3 separate regions of the Mus musculus genome follow, and all the other regions are linked to region 1. Evidence: chromatin loops called from intact Hi-C (ENCODE). Cell type or tissue: left cerebral cortex. All regions are shown on one strand. Each heading gives the region's core, and the rest is flanking DNA. Links, peaks and the distances in the headings are about the cores only.

Region 1 (7,471 bases), core at 1,106-6,105:
GACCTTCCCGTCAGTCAGCCTTCTCAGAACCCAAGGCTCAGCCTCTTGCTTTGTCTGATAGGAAGAAACCTCTCTTCTCTCCCTCTCCCTCTCCCTCTCCCTCTCCCTCTCCCTCTCCTTCTCCCTCTCCCTCTCCCTCTCCCTCTCCCTCTCCCTCTCCCTCTCCCTCTCTCATACACACACATTCTCTCTCTTATACACACACACTCTCATGTACACATATACACACTCTTACATATGAACACACACACTCTCATGTACACATATACACACTCTTACATATGAGCACACACACTCTCTTTTATACACATACACACACATATACACAGTCTCTTACACATGATCATACACTGTTTCTCCTCTCTCTATCTTATACACACACACATATACACACTCACGCACTCTCACCCACACGTATACACACTCTCTTACACATGAGCACACACACACACACACACACACACACAGCCTGGACGGAAGGTTAGAACACGTGGCTGACATATGTAGCAGCTAAGCCGAGGGCCACCCAGCCAAGAGGGGAGGACGGTCCCCTTTGTATTCTTCTGCTAAAATCCAGTCCCTTGGTCCCAGAAATATCAGTGAGAATCCGTCCACTGCCTCCAGACACCTGCTTTCCCCTCCACTCAACCTCAGTAACCCGAAGGTGTGACCATAAATCCCAGCATTCCTTCCACCCGTCAGCCCCTCTGGCTCTGTGGGGGGATGGGTGCAGCAGCTCGAGAATGTTCCTGCGCTTTAATCAAGCACAGCGAGACAAACCGTTCCCTTCATTTCCCAGGCGCCATCTCCTCTCAATGAGGGAGATGGCCGCAGCCCCTCTTTGCCTCAGAACAGCTGGGACCCTGTCCTGACCTGTCCATTGTCCTGACCTGTCCACAGTCCCTCTGGCATGCTGACTGGTTCTGGTGGGACAGACTCTGCATTTGCCTTCCTGTCCTGTAGCAGTGATGGTCGGAGGCTCAGTCTTAGGCTGGGCTGGGCTGTACAGCAAGTGAGGAGCAGGTTTGATGGCACAGTCATCTGGGATCTTCCCACAGGAGCAGGGCCTTATATACAAGGCTTAAGTGCAAAGGGAAGGGCCAGCACATTCCCTCCTCTTGGGTCTGATTGGCTGATGTGAGAGTTGCCACCACCTGTTGGGAGATGCCAGGTATCTGGTCTCCCCACTGAGGGCTGTGATAGAGGGTGTGGTGGCAGCCAGGAGAACCGTCCCTCCTTCCTGAGCTGTCAGCCCAGTTCATTTGCCTCTACTCTTGGAAAGAACCTAGGAGGGTTGAGATGACTTCGGGGCCTTCCTCGTTCCCATAACCAATTACAGGAATTGCATAATGATTCCAGCAGGCCCATTAAAGGTCAGCATGTCATAAGGGGACTTGGGCTGTGCCAAAAGGGACTCTTTCTGGAATCTAATTGCTTTACTGGCTGGGATCCTTACATCTACATCCGTGGTCCTCCTCTTCTGCACAGTGGCTCTTTGACCCCTCCCACTGCCAGCACTCAACACAGCAGGCAGTGACCCAAGCACTCCCTCTGGTGTGCGGGCACCCAAGAGTGCAGTGCCCAGTCTGCAGTGCTTATGGGGTACCTGCTGAGCGCCCACACCTCTCACCTCCTTTAGGCATGCAGGCCTCCTTCCAAGTCTGAGGCTCCGGGCTTACTCCTACACCAGCCTTTGCACCTGCTGTTCCCGCTGCCAGGAACTTCCCTCACCTCCTTCTGACACCACTCCAGGTCCAGCTTCCCATAAAAAAGGCCCTTCCAGGCCTTTCTATTTTAAACTGCAGGCTTCTCGTCTGGGCCCTCCCTCCCCCTTGGCCTGTTTCACTTGTCTGCCCAGATCTATTTTGTGGTCTGTTTTTATTTTTTTCTCCCCCATGGCACATGACAGTTCTCGTCTTTCTTGTTCTCTGTTCAGCCCCACCCCTAGGACAGTTGCATGAATGTGGGGCAATGGAATATGCACAGACGGCCTGGTCTCCAGTCGAGCTGAGGCCATGAACCTTGGTGAAACCCGGTGGTGGTAATTTTCGCCTACATGGAATGGAAGGAGTTCTCTCATGTCTCCTAGACCCCTGGCTCCTGTCGAAGTTACTGCCCCCACAGCCCCCACAGGAGAGGCTCATGGCTTTCAGTCATGTAGACAATGTCCCAAGCTTCTGACCTTCAGGCTAGACTCCTCACAGTTACCTAGCAACAGCAAGATAACAGCCCACTATAAGAGGGGCTGCTTGGCCCCTCCTCGTTTTCTAAGCTCTCTTTCTCCAAGCTTTTACCTCTCTCTAAGCCTTCACCTTTCTTACTCTCTAACTCTCTCTCTCTCTCTCTCTCTCTCTCTCTCTCTCTCTCTCTCCTTTTCCCCTTCTCTCCTCTTGGCCACGGCTGGTCTCTCTCTCTTTATATCTCCTCTCTTTTCCCCTGCCTTTCTACAATAAAGCTCTAAAACCATAGACTGTCTCTGCTCATCAAGACCCAGACTAAGGACTTGGCCTGTGTGGGAACCACCCAGCACCCCTCCTCTTTCCCCCTGCCCCCTCTTCCTATATCTCCAGGGCCTAGTGCTGCCCCGGGGCCCCTATTCTGTTCTCAGCTCCTCCGCCGCATCCAGCGAGAACCTGGTACTGGGGGCTGCCCCTTATCCACCCCCTCAGGTGTGAGGTCAGTGGCTTCACACAACCAGATGCCCACCCGGGGCTGCGTGGAAAGGCTCTCTCCCTCCCCTCTCTCCCCCTACACCCACGGCCCCACACATGAATATTGCCTGAGTGAATGGATAAAACTATGTCAGGCTGATAGATGCTGATCAGGGTGGAAGGATGTTCTTCCTGCCTGGGTGGGAGGACCTTAGGGATTTTCATCTGCTCTTCAGGTCTCAGGCTAGTCTCCCAGGTCTCAGGCTAGTCCCCCTGATGAGGAAAAGCCACAGCCACTTTGCCAGGACCACAGAGTCAAACAGAGCAAGAACCTCACCACCTCCTGGGCAGGTGGAGCCCCCCTGGCTTCAGGCTTCTCACATCTCCACATGCCCCTGCCTCATGTAAGAAGGCTCTCCTCACTAAGGCTCAGAAATAGAAAGCTTTATATAAACCTAGGAAAGGCAAAGAACTGCTGCCGTGCCACATGAAGGAGGAGGGCCCACTCAGTCACTGCCCTTAAAAAACCAGAGGCTGGCTGGAGAGATGGCTCAGAGGTTAATTGCACTGACTGCTCTTCCAGTGGTCCTGAGTTCCATTCCCAGCAAAGACATGGCCATCTAGAATGAGATCTGGTGCCCTCTGCTGGCCTACAGGCATACATGTAGGCCGAAGACTGTATATTTAATCAAGGGCAGGCATGGTGGCATAGACCTGTAGTTCCTGGTACTCAGGGGGCAGAGTGAGGAGGTCATGAATTCCAGACCATCCTAGGCTAGGAGAGTGGCGGTGGTGGTTGGGGGAGCCTTCCTGCATGCACTAGAGAGCGTGCTAAGTGTGGTGGTGTGACACTGGGCACTGACTTCTGTTGTCCTGCAGGGAGTTGACACTGGGAATGTGCAAATGCCAGTAGGTCCTCCCCCTTCATCTGCCTGACTATGCGGAGCTTGGAGGAGCAGCAGACAGCGATTCGCTCTGCCGCTGCTCTGTGGACTTGACTTCCTGCCTTGCCCTGGCACACTCGCTGCATTGGCACCCGGTGGCGGGCAGGGAGTCGGGTGCGCTGCACCCTGCCTGCTTAGGCTTCTGGCTGAGTGCTGAGAAACTGAAGGCAATGGGTTGGGAAAAGTCCTGGGATTCTTGTGCCCATGAGCAGTGGTCTGTGACACGCCAGTCCTCCGTGTAACCCCACCTCCACTCCGCATGGACTCTCCTCCAGCCTGCTGCTTTGCAGGCCCTGGTGTGTCTAATCTTTCCTCTCCCAGGGTGGCCCACTTGGCCAGTTCTTCCATTTCCACTCATGCTACGGGGTGATTCCAAGGCGTACTCCAGCCGTCCTGGCCTCTAGGACATTAGAGAGAAGAGCAATATTGCCCAAAGTTGCCCTCTGGCTGGCCTGGGGTCAGCACCTGTCCCTTTTCCACTCTGATCACCACTACCATAAGCCATACTGTCAAGGTGTTAGCTCCTCTCAGCCTGCTGTGACCACCTTGAGTGGTGTCAGAAGCTGTGTTCCTGTTCCTGGAAGTGACTCCCAGTTGCAATCCTGAGGGACACTGGGTAACTACCAGCAGTGTGCCCTGAGGCTTTCTGCAGCGAGTTAGTTGGAGTTTCTGCTTTGTGTCTGTAGCTCCTGGAGTCTAAAGAGGTTATATATTTTTCTTTATGGTTTCTGTCTTTCAGACTTTTGTTGCACTTTGAGACAGCTCTTTATGGGTGGCTCTGGCTGGCCTGGAGCTCAGTAGAAGCTGAGAATGGTCTTGAACTTGGAATGAAACTCCTGCCTCTGCCCCTTGAGCATCAGGATCACAGGCTGCCCTGTGCTATCATGCTGGGTGTGCTTGGTTGTGTGTGCATGCGAGCTCCCTTGCCCCCCAAAGCCCAGGCTGGTTAGGAACTCATCTTCCACCTGCTTCAGCCTCCTGAGTGCCAGAGACTACAGGCGTGTGCCATTGTGCCGGGCCTGTCTTTTAGGGTAGAGACTTAGTGCCCCCCGTTGTGTGGCAACGTTCTTTGTGTTTCCTAGAACTACCTAGAGCTTTGAGTGCCCGAGCCTCAGTGAGGAGAGCCTTCTTACATGAGGCAGGGACATGTGGAGATGTGAGAAGCCTGAGGCCAGCAGGCTCCACCTGCCCAGGAGGTGGTGAGGCTCTTGCTCAGTTTGACTCTGGTCCTGGCAGAGTGGCTGTGGCCTTTTCCTCCTCAGGGCGACTAGCCTGAGACCTAGAAACTAGCCTGAGACCTAGAAATTAGCCTGAAACCTGGGGGACTAGCCTGAGACCCAAGAGAGCAGATGAACATTCCTGAGGTCCTCCCAGGCAGGCAGGGGACTGAACATCCTTCTATCTGGATCAATATCTTCCATCTGGATCAATATTTACTTCAGCAGGAACCAGGTGCCAGGGAATGCTTGATTTGCTCACCCAGAAAATATCCACGCAACTGTTTTAAGCTTCCCTCACCCCACTTTCCACACCCCATTTCCCCTCACCCCACTTACCACACAGGGAAACTCCATGCCAGCAGCTCCCTCTGCACCCCCCCTACTCCCCCATCTTGTGACCCAGAAATCTTTGTAATCCTGACAGCCCCACCCAGCCTAGCCATCAGCTCTGTAAACTTCCATCTAAAATTGTCACAGAACCAGGAAGCGGCCCCGGCCACCATCCCCTCTCTTCATCGCTTCAGCATCTCCTTCCCATCTCTCTTTGTAGCTGGGTCACTTTTACAAGTCAGGGATCAATGGCCGTCCCCAATCCTGCCCCATCTGGACGGGGTGCTGTGGCCATCGCAGTCTGTGAGACCCTGCAGATGAGGCGGCCCTTCTCATTTCACCCTGTCCGTGCTCACTCTCACTGCCCCTTCCCTTCGAGCTCCTTCCCTGGGTCTGACTATGAACACCCCCCTCTCAAGTCAGGCGACATTTCCCTCCAGCCACCAAGTGAAACCAGCACCTCAGGAACTCAGTCTACCTTGTCTGTTTCGTTTACGTCACAGTAACTATGCATGATTATCTTATTTGTTTATGAGATAATTTTCCTTGGTCTTGCCCTTCCCTGGAATAAACATGCAATGAAGGCAAGTAACCCTTACCTCCAGTCCAGGACTGGAAATGGTTCCAGTACATGGCTGGGCAGGCCAGCTTAGTGTGTACGTGCAGAACCCCGGGCCCGCAGAGGGCAAGGTGAGGTCACAGGATGCTAAGCAGGGCTCCCCAGATCCTGCTAGGTGTGTTTGAGAAAGGAATGGCCGTGGGTGGGAACACTAGCAGAAGGCAATCCTTTGGGGACAACCTTTTGGATTTCCCTGTCCAATGTCGCCATCCTGGCTCCTGGAGCTCAGTTGGTGCAGATGGGCTCCTGAGCAGAACACGCTTTAGCATTATCTTGTCCCCTCAGAACCCACATGAGCTGGCCATGTTCCTGCTCAGCTGGACTAGGCCTGTACTCCTCCTCTTCCCCTGTGAGTAGTGAGAACATTGGAAACTGTTTACTTACATTAAGGAGACAGGGAAGCTGAACAGATATACCCAGGCCTTTTAGATTAAGCAAATACAAGTCCCCAAATACAAGTGGGTAGGCAATATGATACCAATGGGAAAGGGTCCTGAGACCAAATGTAATGGTGTCAAAATGACAAATGTTATCTTTGTCACTGGGGGCTTCTTCCCTTGAGAGGCCAAGGTGTCCAGGGCTAAAGAGCCCAGGTCCTAGTAAGCAGGATAAAGCCACTGGAATATAAACTCAGAGTTGGACCAATTGTTCCCTTGCTGAAAATGTAGACTGAGCCCAGTCTTTCCATCAGTAAAATTGGTAAGGTGAGACATATGTTAGCATCCTCTGCTTCTAATGGTGATAGAGATTTATAAGAATCAAATTATCTGGGTGTTGTGCTATATACATCTTTGATCCCAGTACTCAGGAGGCAGAGGCAGGCAGATCTGAGTTCAAGGCTACCTGGGTCTATAAAGTGAGTTCCAAGACAGCCAGAGTCCTTACACAGAGAAACCCTGTCTCAAAACAAAACAAAACAAAATCTGTCAGCTTAAGCGCTGGAGTTGTAGATTGTCAAACAGGGCTGTCAGTTGCATGATGAGTGCATGTGTGTGGACCAGATGCATACAGGTGGTTTTGGAAGTCAGAAGTGGGCATCAGGTCCCCTGGAACTGGTTAAGTTATATGAAAGCCGTGCTGGGAACTGAATCTGCGTCCGCAAGAGCCGCAAGTGCACTTAACCGCTGAGCCATCCTTCTAGCCCTTACTGTGGTTTGTTTTGATAAAGACGGTGTCTTTACCTAGGCCATTCTGGCCTCAATCTCTGGGCACTCCTGCCTCCACCACCCAAGTGCTGGGGTCACAGGGTATATACACACCACCTTAGTCTTGACTGTTGCTTTTACGTGGATATTTATGCATAAAATACAATGTAACCAAGTCGACCAGATACTTTTAACAAGGCAAGTGACAAAGGCATACTGTTCATAACTGATAGATTACAGCTGCTTACTGATTTACAGAAAACCAAGGTCTTCAAATCACTTGGGTACTCTAAGAAATTACAGCAAGGTGGGAAGACAGCTTGTGTTAAGGGATGACCCCAGTGAGTTTGATCCTGGAATTCACTAAAGGTGGGAGAAAAGAACACACTCTCCACATTTGTCCCCCGACCTCTGCATCTGCATCTGTAGCACGGGTCTGCCCCCTCACACATACCATAGGAACATACACAAATATACGCAGACACAATAGGCAAAGATATGTGAGCAGAGTGGCCCAATAGGAACACAATAAAGCCCTTTTTAGTTGTTACATCTGATGAAG
Region 2 (7,471 bases), core at 824-5,823, 59 kb before region 1:
AAGGGGGTCATAAAGGGCTCATCCAAGACAAGGGTTGAACACGAAAAAACAAAGCCTGGAGACACACAGCACAACACACCCATGGACGCTAGAGACGTGAAAGGCATAAATTTCAACCAGAACAAAGCAGAGACTGCCATAGGGTACAGTAATATTATAAGAAATTAGACAAATAGGGATGGGATTATTAAATCTACTCTTAAAAGGATTTTAGAGCCACAATCTTACATTGGTAGAGATCTTCATATCTTCATATTTTGATGCAGAATTGGGGTTATATTTTCTTACACTGGTACAGAATTGGGTATATTGAAACAGGTTTAGGTTTTCCATTGATATAAATCTTTTTATATTGATAGAAAATTTAAGATTCCTTTTGTTACTCTTAGATACGCATCATGCCTAGGCAACTCATTTAAAATACAAGGTTTAATCCCAGTCCTTCTAATAGCTGCTATTCCAAACTGTTTAGGATGATGAACAAGTTGATAGTCAGTCAGTCAAACTCATAGTCTATTAGACATATGAGTCGGGATTATCACAGAAATATACGCCCTGGGTTGCACAGAAAATAGGTAGCTGGTGACAGGCAATGTTAGCTTGTTCAGATATGCTATAAATAGATAAATGGTCTTCAAGAGCATTGGAGATACACAGAATATGGCATTGAAAATCATTTCATGGGCTGGTGAGATGGCTCAGTGGGTAAGAGCGCCCGACTGCTCTTCTGAAGGTCCAGAGTTCAAATCCCAGCAACCACATGGTGGTTCACAACCATCTGTAACAAGATCTGACACTCCCTCTTCTGGAGTGTCTGAAGACAACTACAGTGTACTTACATATAATGAATAAATAAATCTTAAAAAAAAAAAGAAAAAGAAAATCATTTCATGGGGCTGGCGAGATGGCTCAGCAGGTAAGAGCACTTACTACTCTTCCGAAGGTCCTGAGTTCAAGTCCCAGCATCCACATGGTGGCTCACAACCACCTGTAATGAGATCTGATGCCCTCTTCTGGCGTGTCTGAAGTCAGCTACAATGTTAATAAATAAATCTTTAAAAAAAATAATTCCATTATTAAAAGATCTTTTGACTATGAGACAGTTCTGCTCCTGATTGTACCCCTCCCTATCCCAGTTCAAGGAAGTTAATGGACATCAGTATCTCTGTGTGGAGTTGCTTCAATTGTGGCAAACTAGCCACTGGGCAAGGAATCCTCTAACTTTATCTGCAGACAGAATGCTGTTCAAAAAGGACAAACAGATGCAGGATAGCTGACTACTAAGCTCTGCCAAGACAGGGCAAGCTAGTCCTTCAAAATTCCTGCTTTACTGAAGGTCTGTCAGAAGTTCAGGGCCAGAAGGCTGAAGATAGATGCTCCAACATTATAAGGAATATTGGGGACTCTCCAGGTGGCAAGCTATCTCTGTCATTTCTATGATTTTTGGAATCTGTATCCCTGTGCTTCCTGCGTACTCAAATAATATTTATTCCTACTCAAATCTCAGACAGGGTTGAAGACTAGGTAGTTATAGCCTCACAAGTAAACTTAAGTTGTTTAGGATTTTGTTTGTTTGTTTGTTTTTTTTTTTTTTTGGTTTGGTTTTTCGAGACAGAGTTTCTCTGTATAGCCTTGGCTGTCCTGGAACTCACTTTGTAGACCAGGCTGGCCTTGAACTCAGAAATCTGCCTGCCTCTGCCTCCCAAGTGCTGGGATTAAAGGCGTGCACCACCACGCCCGGCAAGTTGTTTAGGATTTTAAAAGGATGTTTTTAGGATGGTAATACAGGTTAAGATTTTTAAAAAATTGATAAAAATTCTAACTCATTAAGATTGGATAGAGAGTGAAATACCTCATCTAAGTTACAAAATACAAGCAGACCAGACTTTTTTTTTTTTTTTTGGTTTTTCGAGACAGGGTTTCTCTGTATAGCTCTGGCTGTCCTGGAACTCACTTTGTAGACCAGGCTGGCCTGGAACTCAGAAATCTGCCCGCCTCTGCCTCCCGAGTGCTGGGATTAAAGGTGTGTGCCACCACGCCCAGCTCCAGACCAGACTTTTAAATGTAATTAGTTCTTAATAATTTTTAAAATCATTTCCAAATAGTTCCTACTATGTATCGTTTGTTACCATAAGAGAAAGAACCTTTTTAATTGGACAAAAAAAAAATGGGAAAACTTATGGGTTGGCCTGATGCTGCTTGAATTCTAATGCTAATACTGGTTCCTCAAGACCAAAGGACGACCCAAGTGACGCTATGTGACCTTGCCTCAAGTTATTTCTGACTGGTGAATAAAGATGTGGACAGTCAGTAGCTAGGCAGAAGAGGAATAGGTGGGTTTTAGGCTTCCTGAGCCTGGGGGTTCGGAGGAGAACCATGAGAGAGTGGAGAAGGTGAGGAGGGGGAGAGATGCCATGGGTTAGGAGTTAAGAAAACATGGCCTTGAGGGCTGGCCAATTAGAGCTAAGAGCAGCCCAGATGAAACAGTAGTTAGGAAAGTTGCTTCTAACAACATAAAGGGTAGGTATCTGCCAGCTCTTGTGCTGTTTAAGGCTTATTGTAAATAATAAAGGTTGTGTGTGTCTTTTCTCTGTGAACTAAATGGTCAAAGGCAGGATAGAAACTTTGGATTGGGATTAAACCTTGGATTTCTACAACAATAGGGCTTAAAAATAAACCACATTTCTCTGATGTCCACAAAAATCTCACCTTACGGAGACACGGTAGAGCAGAGGTTATTTCAAAAAGGAAAAAGAAACAATATAGACCCCATCTTACATGTTCATGTCCCTAGGGACAGACATCTCAGACAACTTCTGGATAGGAAAATAAACCACAGCCAGAGGTCCACATTCCTTTTTCAATAATTAAGGAACAGAAAAGAAAGTGACAAGAATACAGTAGCCTAGGGCAGTGGAGATGGCTCAGTGGTTAAAGGCACTTGACACTAAGTCTAAAGACCAGAGGTTGATCTCTGGGACCCACATAGTGGAAGGAGAGAACCAACTCCTGCAACATGTTCACTGATCTCCACACGTGCTGTCCGTGAGGGCAATGGCCACCTCACGGTCTAGAAGGCACACAAGTCTCAATAAATGAAATCTGCTTGTTTGTATGGGTTGTTTGTTTTTTTGAGTCAGGGTTTTTCTGTGTAGCCCTGGCTGTCCTGGAACTCACTCTGTAGACCAGGCTGGCCTCAAACTCAAGGATCAAGCCAGTCAATATTCCATCATAGGTTGAGAGGGGCTCATGAGATCCCACCCCTGCTGCTGGGGAAGAGAGGGTGGCCTCTGGGTAGTCTGCTCATGCTCCAGCAGAGAGCCCTACAGCACTGTGAAATGGATACAGCACTAATTAGACTCAGTGAGTTGCTTAGAAAATGTGAACCTGGGAGGGGACATGTGGAAGGCAGTCACCGATACATTGTATAAATGTATGAGAATGTCAAAGAATAAGTTAAAATATTTTAAAAAGAGGCCCGGAGAGATGACTCAAAGGTTAAGAGAATCCAGATTCAATTCTCAGCACCTATGGGGCCCCGAGAGCCGTCTATGGTTCCAGTTCTGGGGGATATGGTGCCCTCTTCTGGCTCCGTGGGCACTGCATGAACATGGTACATGCAAGCCAAACACATACATAAAAGTTTAAATATGTTTTTTAAAAGCAATGATCACTCTGTAAATAAATCAAAAGAAAAGACAAACCAGAGTTGTTTGGTCTCAGTGGGACTTAATTTTTTTCTGCTGCTATTTGTGCTACTGACTCTGCAGAGGCGCCCATCCCACAGTGGGGTCAGCACACCTCTAGTCTCTGACCACCAGATGGCAGCAACAGCGCCCCCGCTGCACTGACAACCATGCCTGAAAACTACCTGCAGCCCTGTGTCTTCAGCTCAGCATAGCTGGGAAGCCCCTATGCCCACAGCCCCGTCCATAGCACGACCGCTGTGGAACTGGCTCCTCTACCAGCAGGTCCCCTCACCTGTTGTGACAGTCCACACCAGCCCACGGCTGAACTTCACGGCAAGGGGCATCTCAGGATGGGGAGGAGGCATGTGTTCCCGCATACACTTCAGCACAAGCAGCAGCAACATGGAGGCCAGTCCGAGGACAGCGTCGCCTACCCTGCAGACGGGGGTGGGTGCATGCATGTGGGGATAAGGTGCAGAGGGAAGCGGGAGGGGAACCAAGAGGGAAGAGGGTGGGAGGAGGAGAGGAAAGAGGAGTGGTAGGGGAGGGAGTGGAGGGCAAGGAGGCGGGCAGTCAGCATGGGCTCAGTTTATGGCTGCTCTTTCCTTTACTGAGACAGGGTTTCTCTATACAGTTCTTGCACGTGTAATCCTCCTGCCTCAGCATCCCGAATGACAGGATCACAGACAAGAGAATAACTATCAGTGGTAACTTTTGCTGCAAGTCTCTCTCCCTGTCCCACTTTCTACCTTCTGAATAATCTCTGTCTCTATTCTATTTCAGAGCTACTCTGGCCTCTGAAGGCCACACCCCTGTGGGGCTGGGAGGTGAGAGGCCCCTCATCACCATGGTAACTGGACAATTGGCCCAGTTTTCCAGTCCTCTAGCCTATGGATGCTTAGTCTGTTCCCAAGAGGTTTGGAGACCTTGGGATTACATAGTCAGTGACACCCTGCCCACTGCACTAACTGTAATGAGTGTGAATAGCCAGTCTCACTCCCCTGCCATCACCAGGGCAGACAGGAAGCACCCTGCCACTGGCTTCAGGCCTTGGGGAGCCCAGCAGATTGCCCTGAGCTTGGGTGGCTCCCCAAATAATTTCTGGCATAAGGAAAAGGCCATGCATCCTGGCTCCCACTGGGCTGATGCGGTGGGTATTTAATTCTCTTGAGAAAAGTCTCCCTATGGGTTCCCCAGCCCTCTCCAAGGCTCACTGGCCCTGCCCACTGCCCCTGTACCCTGTATCAGCTCTTAGTGCTGTGTCTGTGGTCTCATCCTCACTGAGAACTTTGGAAGAGAGACACTGTCTGGCCTTTCCTGACTAACTGGCTCGAGGAAGGCTGTCCACACTGCCCAGGTCCTTGCTACAATGCTGCTAACACTGGCTCTGGCCTGGCCTGGGTGTCTAACTTGCGGCAGGATGATGGAAGAGCTCTGCTTCCAAGGGCCCATGTGAGAAAGAACAAATGTCACCTGGATGGGGATGAAGGTGGGGGTGACGAGGGCGTCTGGAAGGAAGGACATAAGCCAACAGGTACCTGGTCTCTCCGATGTGGAGGAAGGTGTGGTACACCTGGAGGAAGAACTGCCGGGGGATTTTCTGCAATCCCAGCAGGTTCTGTTCAAACAGAGGAACCATCAGACCGCCCACCAGAGGCCAGCTCCTCACACACTCTCCCCTGCCTCTCCCTCTCTATCAGGAGAACCCCTGGAGTCCCATGCTGGACCCCCAGTCCCAAGGGCCATGCTGTCTCTGGCTCTGAGGAGACTACCAGATGATCCCTAAAGGCCCCAAAAGCCAGAGATGGAGTTTTCTTAATACAAACAAAAGGCCAGTGTGGGACACCCCAAAGCAGGGAAACCAGCTCTGCAGCTGTGTGGTCAGACACTGGCCCAAAGTCATGGCTGTCACTTGTAGCACCAACCAGAAGGAAAAATCACACCCGCCACAACACCATCTGCGCACCACTGGGCAGGCAGGGCTTCCAATCCTTGGTTTTGTTTGAGTGATGACTCGAGGTCTGGGGGCAGGAGAGGGGTGACATGCTGTGCTAGCCTGACACTGTTGCAAACACTGAGGTGTGACACTCTGGGCAAGTAAGCAGAGATGTTTTGTTTTATTTTAAAGATTTACTTATTCATTCACTTATTTTATATGAGTACACTGTAGCCATCTTCAGACACACCAGAAGAGGGCATCAGATCCCATTACAGATGGTTGTGAGCCACCATGTGGTTACTGGGAATTGAACTCAGGACCTCTGAAAGAGTAGTAGGTGCTCTTAACCGCTGAGCCATCTCTCCAGTCACTAATCACATTTAAAAAACAAAAAACAAAACAACAACAACAACAAAAAAAACAGGTGGGCAGCTAGGATTACAAAACGAGGTACAGAGAAGGATCCACCTGTTGGCATTATGATCCCACAAGAAACCATTCAATTCCCATGAGGGAAAGGAAAAAATAAAAATGTACTCTACTTATGCACTAACAATGAATTAGGTTGTTTCTCAAATAAAGACAGGGACTCCCAGAAAAGACACCAGCATACCCTGATGTGTGTATGTGACTCCTCCTCACACACACACACACACACACACACACATCTTGCTATGCTGTTTGTTTGTTTTAAAGTGGAGCTTGTCATTTAAGTGTCTGGTGTCTGTTGGGAGTTAGACACGTGAAAGTGTGACCTGGTGCCTAGCAATCGGGGTGGGAGAAAAAAAGAAGAAAGGAAAGAAAAAAGAAAGAAAGAAAACACCGGCCAGCGCACACACATATCCATACTCCTATCCTAAATTCCCAGGCCTCACAGAGAGGTGGAGCAGCCCTGACCTCGTGGCAATACAAGGTGGTGACACAGGGTCACGAGCGAGGGGTGTGTCCCTGAGTGGGCCACGAGGGGCCCAAGCCGCCAAGTGCAGGATAGAGTTCAATAGCACTCTGCACATGCATGCTGGCTGCATAGACACTTTACACCACAGTCCCATGCTAGGGCTGGCAGCGGGGAAAGCAAATTCTACCCTTGGGTAACTCAAGACCGGGAGTTTTAGCACTTTTTTTTTTTTTTTTGGTTTTTCGAGACAGGGTTTCTCTGTGTAAACCTGGCTGTCCTGGAGCTCACTTTGTAGACCAGGCTGGCCTCGAACTCAGAAATCCGCCTGCCTCTGCCTCCCGAGTGCTGGGATTAAAGGTGTGCGCCACCACGCCCGGCATTTTTAGCACTTTTTAAAGATATCTTTTTTTTTTTTTTTTTGCTTCAAGACAGGGTTTCTCTGTGTAGCCCTGGCTGTCCTGGGACTCACTCTGTAGACTAGGCTGGCCTCGAACTCAGAAATCTGCCTGTCTCTGCCTCCCGAGCGCTGGGATTAAAGGCATGTGTCACCAGTGCCCGGCTTTTTAAAGATATCTTACAAACCGCTTTAAAAAAAAAAAACCAAAAACCAAAACAAAACTGGTGTACTTAATAAATAGTGAAGAGCAGGAGAGCCCACAGCAGCAAAGCCATGCATGGAGGTCAGATTTGGGTATGACTTAATGCTGGAGCCTGGCAGTCAGCTGGCAACCAATTCCCAAGGAATTGGTTGTAAAGATATGACAGAAACGCACCAGGCACTGGGGCACAGACACAATAAAGCCAGGGTAGAGTGGCTAGCTCCAGACTGCCCTCTGTGAAACCAGTCTACACCTCCGTCAGTGTGATGGTTTGTATATGCTAGGCCCAGGGAGTGGCACTATTAGAAGGTGTGACCCTGTTGGAGTAGCTGTGACACTGTGGGTG
Region 3 (7,471 bases), core at 824-5,823, 180 kb before region 1:
CCCAGGTGGCTCTGAAACGTTCTAGGTGTGCTGTACCAGAGTACCAGAAGCGAGAGTTGCCAGCATTGCTCTCAGGAGGAAGGTGCTTTCTTCATGCCCATTATCCAGCTGCATGTAGGTTCTGAATGCTCGTGCCGAGATTTATGTAGCAAACTAAAGGAGCAGGAACGAACATGCAGAATGTGGTATTGATGCTGGTGGCTGCTTGCTTGGTATTCAGCTCAGAGCCTCTGGTTTTCTCCTGAGGCCAGCAATCACCTCTCCAGGTTCAGTTGTTCTGCAGCCTGACCTTCAACACTATCCATCTGCTGTGGAGATACTTGCTCCTAACTGAAGCACTGGCTCCTGAGAGGCAGAGCAAGGGAAGCTCAGGAGCAACTTACTAGGCATGAAAGCCCAGAACCCCCAAGACTTATTGACTGACTCCAAGGATACATAAGCAGTAAGCTGGGGGAGAAGAGACTTGTGGGTCAGGGAGCCCCAAGGTGTAGCTTTGATAACTTGTACCCAAGCGGGGTTGAGCATTTCAGCTTTTGAGTCACCTGTGCCCTGTACCTGACTAAGCTAGACTTATTTGGAGTCATTTCTGTGGGTTTTTTTTCCCAACATATTTTTTGGGGTAACTAGATGTTTGCTCACATCTCTGCAGGAAGTCACACAACAGCACATGAGAGATATTCCTGCTCATACCTGGTGCACTTGGGTCACAGTGTGTCCTGGCTGAGCCCTCTGAGCCACTGGTTTCGTGGTGACTGTTCATCACTGGAACTTTCTGTTAGCTGAAGAAGCTCATGGCTATTTCAGCTAACAAATAGCAAGTCTCACAATGGTTTAGGCTTCACTTCCCTGCCTTTGTTTCCTATTCCTAAGGGGCCTTCCTTACCCACAGCCCAGTTCACTGAACTCAGCTCATCTTCATTTGCTGGTAGATATTTTCAGGGAGGCTCCTTCTGGCAGAAGACTCTAAGCAGTGTTGTCTCTATCATAAACAAGAGTCCGCATCACCCCATGTGCTAATCTAGAGAGTAGGCTTTGTTCTGAACCCTACTGGATACTACAGCAGAAACACTGTCACAGAAAACTAAACCATTTCCAAAGAAACTGTGTGCGCACGTGTACTTGTGCATGGACATGCAAATGCTTGGAGAACTTGGAAAACCAGTTCTTTCCTTCTACCGTGTGGGTCCCAAGGACTGAACTCAAGGTGTCAGGCTCAGCAGCAAGTGCCCTTAGTCACCGAGCCATCTGCCCAGCCCAAACAGGACTCTTAGCTGTGAAATTCAAGTTTATTAAAATAGGTATGGTAAACATGATGCAGTCTACTTTGCCAATGTTAGATCCATGCATTTTGTACATCACAGTGGGTAATACTACACAGACAGTTATGACTTTAAAAGCAGAGCATACAAAATAAAGCATCATAATTAAAAATTCTTCATGACAGAAAAAAAAAATAATGCCTAGTTCAAAGCCAGAAGGGGCCTTACAGCAAGACGTGTGGGGCTGAGCTGCCCTCTGATGGATCACAGGAGCTCCAAGGCCAAGTTGGCAAGTTCATTAAGCCCTGTACCCCCAAAAACCTGGGATGCAGACATCGGAGGACAGGTACTCTCATAGTTTAGAATAAAAGCTCACCACTGTGATCCTAATACCTTTCTTTCTAACAGTGCTAGGAATTGGACTTTAGGGCACCACAGATGCTAGGCAAGGGCTCTGCCATGTTCCCAGCACCCAAATACCTCGGATCTGAGCTTACACTAACACATCTTTACTTGAAATCTCAAGACATGAGAACTGGAAAGTGCTTTGTTTGTCTGTCCCTATTCCCACTTGCAGTGCTGGGGAGAGAACCCAGGGCTTTGCTATGGTAGGCAAGTACTCCACAGCGCACTCTAGTTCCAGCTCACCAGTGCGCTCATCCTTCTCCACTCTCTGTCCGGTGATCTCAGTGAGTGGTTGGCAGTGGCTCATGGTGGGTTTACATGGTGGGTTGTTCATGAGGCTTTACAGCTTTTATCAGCACCTTGGATTTCCTTGGGTTAGTGTGGCAATTTTCATGCATCTTGCAAACCAAGAGATATGAGTATACTACTTAGAAATTAAGGGACTGGGAGAAAGAATAAATTGAGGTCCTTCTATACATAAGTAAAAAAATTTAAAAAATTGACTACCCTGAGTTTTTTCTCTCTATGCAGTAAAGTGGTGGCCATGGTATTTGAGGTAAGAGGCAGTCAGTCTTAAGAAGGATCGGTATTGGGTGTGACCTTAGTGCAGTTCTCTTGTTCCTTCTGGAATGTTCATGAGGCAGTTGACTGACAATCATTCATCAGACTTAAGGAAATTTTGGAATAGGCACATGATCCAGAAACAGCTTGGCTTTGAAAAAGCTATCACATTGTAGGGTGAGTGTAGGCCTTGAATCCAGTCTGTGCCCACACTTTCCTTCACACAAAAGCCACAGCCCATACTGGGAGCTGTGGAGGGAGGTGAGGAAGACCTTCCTTTCCAGCTGGGTTTGAAGGCTGAGCTGCTCTACCTTGATTGTCGGTCCCATTTTCGTGTAGCAGCTATTTTCCACACTGAGATGCAGCTGGACATGAGTATTTCTTCAGGGAACTGGGACTCCACTTCTGAAAGGATGTCACTGTCTTTAGTCTCCATGTAACTTACTAGAGTATCCTTGAGGCTGTGAAATCAAGGAACAAGAGAAAGTTTTTGTAACATCATAGCCAGGCCAGTGGTCATGCTTTGTGGTTCAAGAGGGGCCAAGATGCTTGCCAAGACCAGACATGCTGAGAATCTTAGGTCAGCCAAGGGCTGAGCTCCTGTGCTGGTCTGGGAGCCCATGCCCGAGAGCTGTTGTTTTTGTTTTTTCAAGACAGGGTTTCTCTGTGTATCCCTGGATGTCCTGGAACTCACTCTTGTAGACTAGGCTGGTCTTGAACTCATAGAGATCTGCTTGCCTTTGCCTCTCTAGTGCACCACCACTGCCTGGCTTCAGAGGGCTGTTTTATAACCCGAGACATGATAAAGCAGACTCTTGCTTGTAGTCTTCTCTGTAGACGCTTTATAAGGAAAAACTATCAGTTTACTTCATAAAACTAAAAGCTCGAGAACACTTGTAATACTGAGGAAAGGTTAGTTTCTTTCTCTACAAAGAGCTTTTCAAACTGTTAAGAGATAAGTAGACAGGGATGGAGAGATGACTTGGGAGGTACAAGCACCACTGCTCTTCATAGAGCTTGGGAATGATTCTCAGCACCCGCCTGGTGACTCACACCATCTCTATAGCTCCAGTTCCAGGGAGCAGACACTAAAGCGTTGACAGACTTATATGCAGGCAGCACACACAAATACATATAATAAAAATTAAAGTAAGATAAGCAGCCTTCCCCCAAATAAACAAAAACTATCAAGAGACAATTCATTGTGCCATACACACATAGCTGATGAGTGTAAAATGTGCCCAGCCATTAAGTGCCTCAGAGTCGGGACGTACAAATGAAAAGAACATGCTGGTGTTGGACCACTAGACTGACAGACTTGGCAGAGAGGGATAACTGTGCCTTTACACACTGGGGTGGCTTTTACATAAGTCTACTTGTCATGAGATTATGAGTTTTGTTGTTTTCATGTGGCCCTGAGATTGGCCTCAAACTTGCTGTGTATGTAGCTGATGATGGACCTGAGTCCTAAACTCCTGAGTGCTGTGATTATAGGTATGTGCCACCATGCCCCATTTATGCAGAGCTGAGGAATGAACCCAGGGCTCCTTGCATACACTCTATCAGTGAGCTACATCCCCAGTCTGCCTTCCTGGTTGCTTGCCTTTTTGTGTGTGTGTGTGATATGTTACATGTGTGCACGTTTGTCCATGTGTGTCCAGAGGCCTAAGGGTGATATTTTATGTCTTACTCTGCCACCTTGCATCTTATTTCCTTGAGATAGGTTCTTACTGGCCCGGAACTTGCTTTTGCTTTTGTTAGCTGGCCAGTGAGTTCCCAGAATCTGCCAGTTGTCCCTACCATATACCCAGTCCTGAGTTATGGACATACACACTCAAGTTTTGATGTGGGTGCCTGATATCTAAACACAAGCTCCTACACTTGTACAAAACACACTCTAAGTCTAAGTACACTGTAGCTGTCTTCAGACACACCAGAAGAGGCCGTCAGATCTCATTACGGGTGATTGTGAGCCACCATGTGGTTGCTGGGATTCGAACTCAGGACCTTTGGAAGAGCAGTCAGTGCTTTTAACCTCTGAGCCATCTCTCCAGCCCAACAACACACACTCTTACCTACTGGGCCATGTCCCTAACCTCTGACTTTTTTTTTTCTTTTAATCATAAAGGATTAAAATCAAATAGAATACAAAAAACCAAAGAAGCCTGCTGTGGTGGTGCACACCTTTAATCCCGGCAGAGGCAGAGGCAGATCTCTGAGTTTGAATCTAGCCTGATCTACAGAGTGAGTTGAGTTCCAGGACAGCCAGAGCTATACAGAGAAATTCTGTCTTGAAAAACTGAAAACCAAAGCAAACCAAATCTATAAAGTATCCAAGGCATGGAGAGTTAGCAGAAAAAGGGTCTTGGATAAGGCAGGACTACCTTCAAGCCTAGGGGAAGCCACCAGCAGGCAATGGGACATTTGCCAGCAGCTGTACAACGCCCTACCTCCAATTGGGGTTGAAGCTGTTCGCAGCCCGGGGGCCCTTGAGCTTGAGCACAATCATCTCATGGAGCTCCAGGAGGAAGGCGTCTAGGCCTGCCTCATTCAGGAATGTGCCCAGGAGTCTTTGGTGCTGTGTGCTGAGCTCCTCTTTGTATTGCACATCAATTTCCCGAAATAGCTCCTGAAATGAAGGATGGACAAGGGTGGGTAGAGAGATAAGGCCCGGGAAGAGTGCCGCCACAGCCTCACAGTGGAAGCAGAGGTGAGACTCACTTTGTTCAGTCGCAGCCGCTGTTCTGACTTATGTGCAGATAGGAACTGCCAGAGAGCAATGATGTGTCTCAGCTGACATCTACTGAAGGCCTGAAAGAAACAGCGTCATCCATGTGCATCACGGAATCCAAATGCCACACCATAGGCACATTCCCCCATTTCTGTCTTGAGCTCATTCTAGTTCCCTTGTCATGACCTATGCCTGTCTCTTCATGACATCACACATTGTACAGTTGCAGTGCTCACAGATGGTGGGCCCTGCCTAGAGATGACATCATAGAGCATATGTCAGTCTACTGATCCAAGTATATGGTGTACAGGGCAGACTGATTGTGTGAGCAATGTTCTTGATTCTTCCTGCTTTGGGGAGTTCCTACATTAATGCATGGTGGAATTAGGAAGTAAGCAGGAGCTTTTGACAAGGGTCATGCTGATTCCCATGCAACACTTTCCAACAGGACTCCCCTCCCTCTTTTGAGACATGGTCTTACTCAGAAGCCTAGTATGGCATGGAACTTACTGTATAGCCCAGGCTGGCCTGGGAGTTGCAATCTCCCTGCCTCTTCCTCCTGAGTACCGGCAATACTGGTATACCACCAGGCTTGGCACTAGTGCTTACCTTTAAGACCTGAGCTGTCTGATCACACATCCGTAGGACTTCTTCGATGTACACATTCAAGTCCATGCCAGGATCCCCACCAGCTGTGCTCAGGAAACCCAGAGTGATTTCTATGATAGACAGGGCTTCACAGGCATCACTATAGGACTGTAGCTGTCCGCTGATGGTACTGATTGCTAAGTTAGGGAGTGAGCTCTGGAGAATAAAATGGAAGGCTCGGGTTAGGGTTGGGCTTGTTTCTCACCAACTGAGAAGAGATTAGCTTTGTCACTGCTGAAGCTAGAGCTGGGACAGGCTCTCCAGAAGGCACTAGCCTGATGCAGGCAGCACTCCAGACTCCACAGACATAGACAAACTTATAGAACCTCAAGACAACACTATTAAGTTCTTTGGCTGTTTAGCCACAGCACACATAACTGTGATATATTACCAAGAAACCAGTCCCACAAGATGTCAGTATATTTAAAATCAGCTAAAAAAAATTGGTGATCTGCTGTCCTGCTTTCCTTTGTGGAAAGCACTGGACTCACAGGAGTCTCAGGATTCTTATGAAGACACCGAGACGCTAATGTTCACAGTAGCTATGATGCAGCTGGAGCTGTCTTTAGTAGCTCGAGCCTCTCAGCAAGAGACAAGGGCTATCAAGAGCACCTGTGCCATTTTGTTCTTGATGTCCATGAAGAGATGCTCATAGTTCCAGTCCCGTCTGTATACCAGGGTGGGTATTCCCTAAAGGGAGAGAGAAAGTTTTAGAGATAAAATAGAAAAAAATTGATAGAATATAGTGGGTATATTCACTAGATGGCAAACACATCTTCCCTCAGTGACTCAGTAGCAGAACCCAGCTATTCAAGACATTTCTGGTAAAGCCCGCAGTGTTGCCCCAGGATGTCTATGCTGAAGATGCCATCTTTAGAAACAGTGACACAACAGTGAAGCTTTGCTACAGTGGCTTCAGAGATCCTGCTGTATGGAACACTGCAGCACACTGAGTGTGCAAGGGGCACCAGGAGGACCAAGTGTAGGAGGATAGCTCATTCACTAAGGGAGTCACTGCACGAGATAGCAGGGCTGTCAGAGGGAATCAGAAATAGCTTTGGGATCAAGTCACAGCCTAACTGTAAGCTATATGATAAACTTATGGATGCCTATGGAAATAAATAAACCTACATGCAATGTACTTAAGTGGACTGGAAGGATCTCCAGCAGTCCAGATGAAGGAACAGAGTGTGGCTCTGACACTGTGTTCAATAGGTGGCAGAAATCCTACGTGTGAAGGCAGACAATTGAGTTAAGGTAACTGGAAACCTGAGCTGGAGCCACAGGCCTCTGTGCCGAGGGACTCGAGGGCATCCAACATAGAGAACCCAGGAAACATTGTGTCAGATGGCTAAAATGACAGGTATGCCATGGCCGTTAAAGGTGAGGACACAGGGAGGACACACTGGTCCCTCAGGCATAGAGTGCTGAGGAACAAGGCAACAGTGGCAGAGTTTCTTGGTGGTGCTATTAACAATTGCAGAAAAACCAAATGCTAAGTCCCCTAGAGACTGGAGAATGTCTCCAGGGGACTGAGGTGCAGACAGTCCAAAGAGCTTGAGATCACCACAGCCAGGAGGCTCATGGAACTGTGGCCTTGCATGCTTTGAGTGGGAAGTAGATGACACAATTGAGACTGTGGGTGGTGCAGTGCACTCTGGTGTCCCCCCCCCAAAACCCCAATGGTACCTTACTTTTGACATAACTAAGCACATTAGCTAGTTGCAGACTCCACTTACCTTGAGGGTCAGCCTGGGCTTGCCCTGTAGGAACCGGCTGCTGATCTGCCGTTGGATCTTCTCTAGATCAAACTCTTGTGAGGTTTCCCCACCTTGCTGCACTTGGTACTGGCAGTTGGAGAGGATCA

The links. A loop is a pair of places that touch in the nucleus more often than their neighbours do. Peaks named below come from ENCODE experiments on the same cell type or tissue, not always from the same donor. Only the 100,000 strongest peaks of a DNase experiment are listed, where the experiment ranks them.
Region 2: it touches region 1 in a loop (6-fold over the local background); 11 of 42 quality-filtered maps call a loop at or near these places.
Region 3: it touches region 1 in a loop (3-fold over the local background); 5 of 42 quality-filtered maps call a loop at or near these places.

What each region holds. Positions count from the first base shown.
Region 1 is chr11:119,301,340-119,308,810 of GRCm38, reverse strand. Card14 (caspase recruitment domain family, member 14) reads right to left here and starts at 1,043. Exons shown (of 23, transcript NM_130886.4): 1 at 874-1,043. In left cerebral cortex, for the core only: a CTCF peak has its summit at 3,289 (motif pointing left); a DNase peak (open chromatin) is centred at 3,275.
Region 2 is chr11:119,360,053-119,367,523 of GRCm38, reverse strand. It overlaps Slc26a11 (solute carrier family 26, member 11), which reads right to left. Exons shown (of 17, transcript NM_178743.3): 5 at 5,228-5,307; 6 at 3,982-4,124. Among named protein-coding and RNA genes, the nearest start is that of Slc26a11, 8.2 kb to the right of the region's middle. In left cerebral cortex, for the core only: CTCF peaks have their summits at 3,540 (motif pointing left) and 3,776 (motif pointing right); a DNase peak (open chromatin) is centred at 3,816.
Region 3 is chr11:119,481,220-119,488,690 of GRCm38, reverse strand. It overlaps Rnf213 (ring finger protein 213), which reads right to left. Exons shown (of 68, transcript NM_001040005.3): 63 at 7,344-7,471; 64 at 6,217-6,294; 65 at 5,566-5,760; 66 at 4,947-5,036; 67 at 4,676-4,854; 68 at 1,273-2,686. The coding sequence ends at 2,533. The region is part of intron 2 of A930037H05Rik (RIKEN cDNA A930037H05 gene); the gene reads left to right. Among named protein-coding and RNA genes, the nearest start is that of A930037H05Rik, 6.3 kb to the left of the region's middle. In left cerebral cortex, for the core only: no CTCF peak of the experiment used is centred there; no DNase peak of the experiment used is centred there.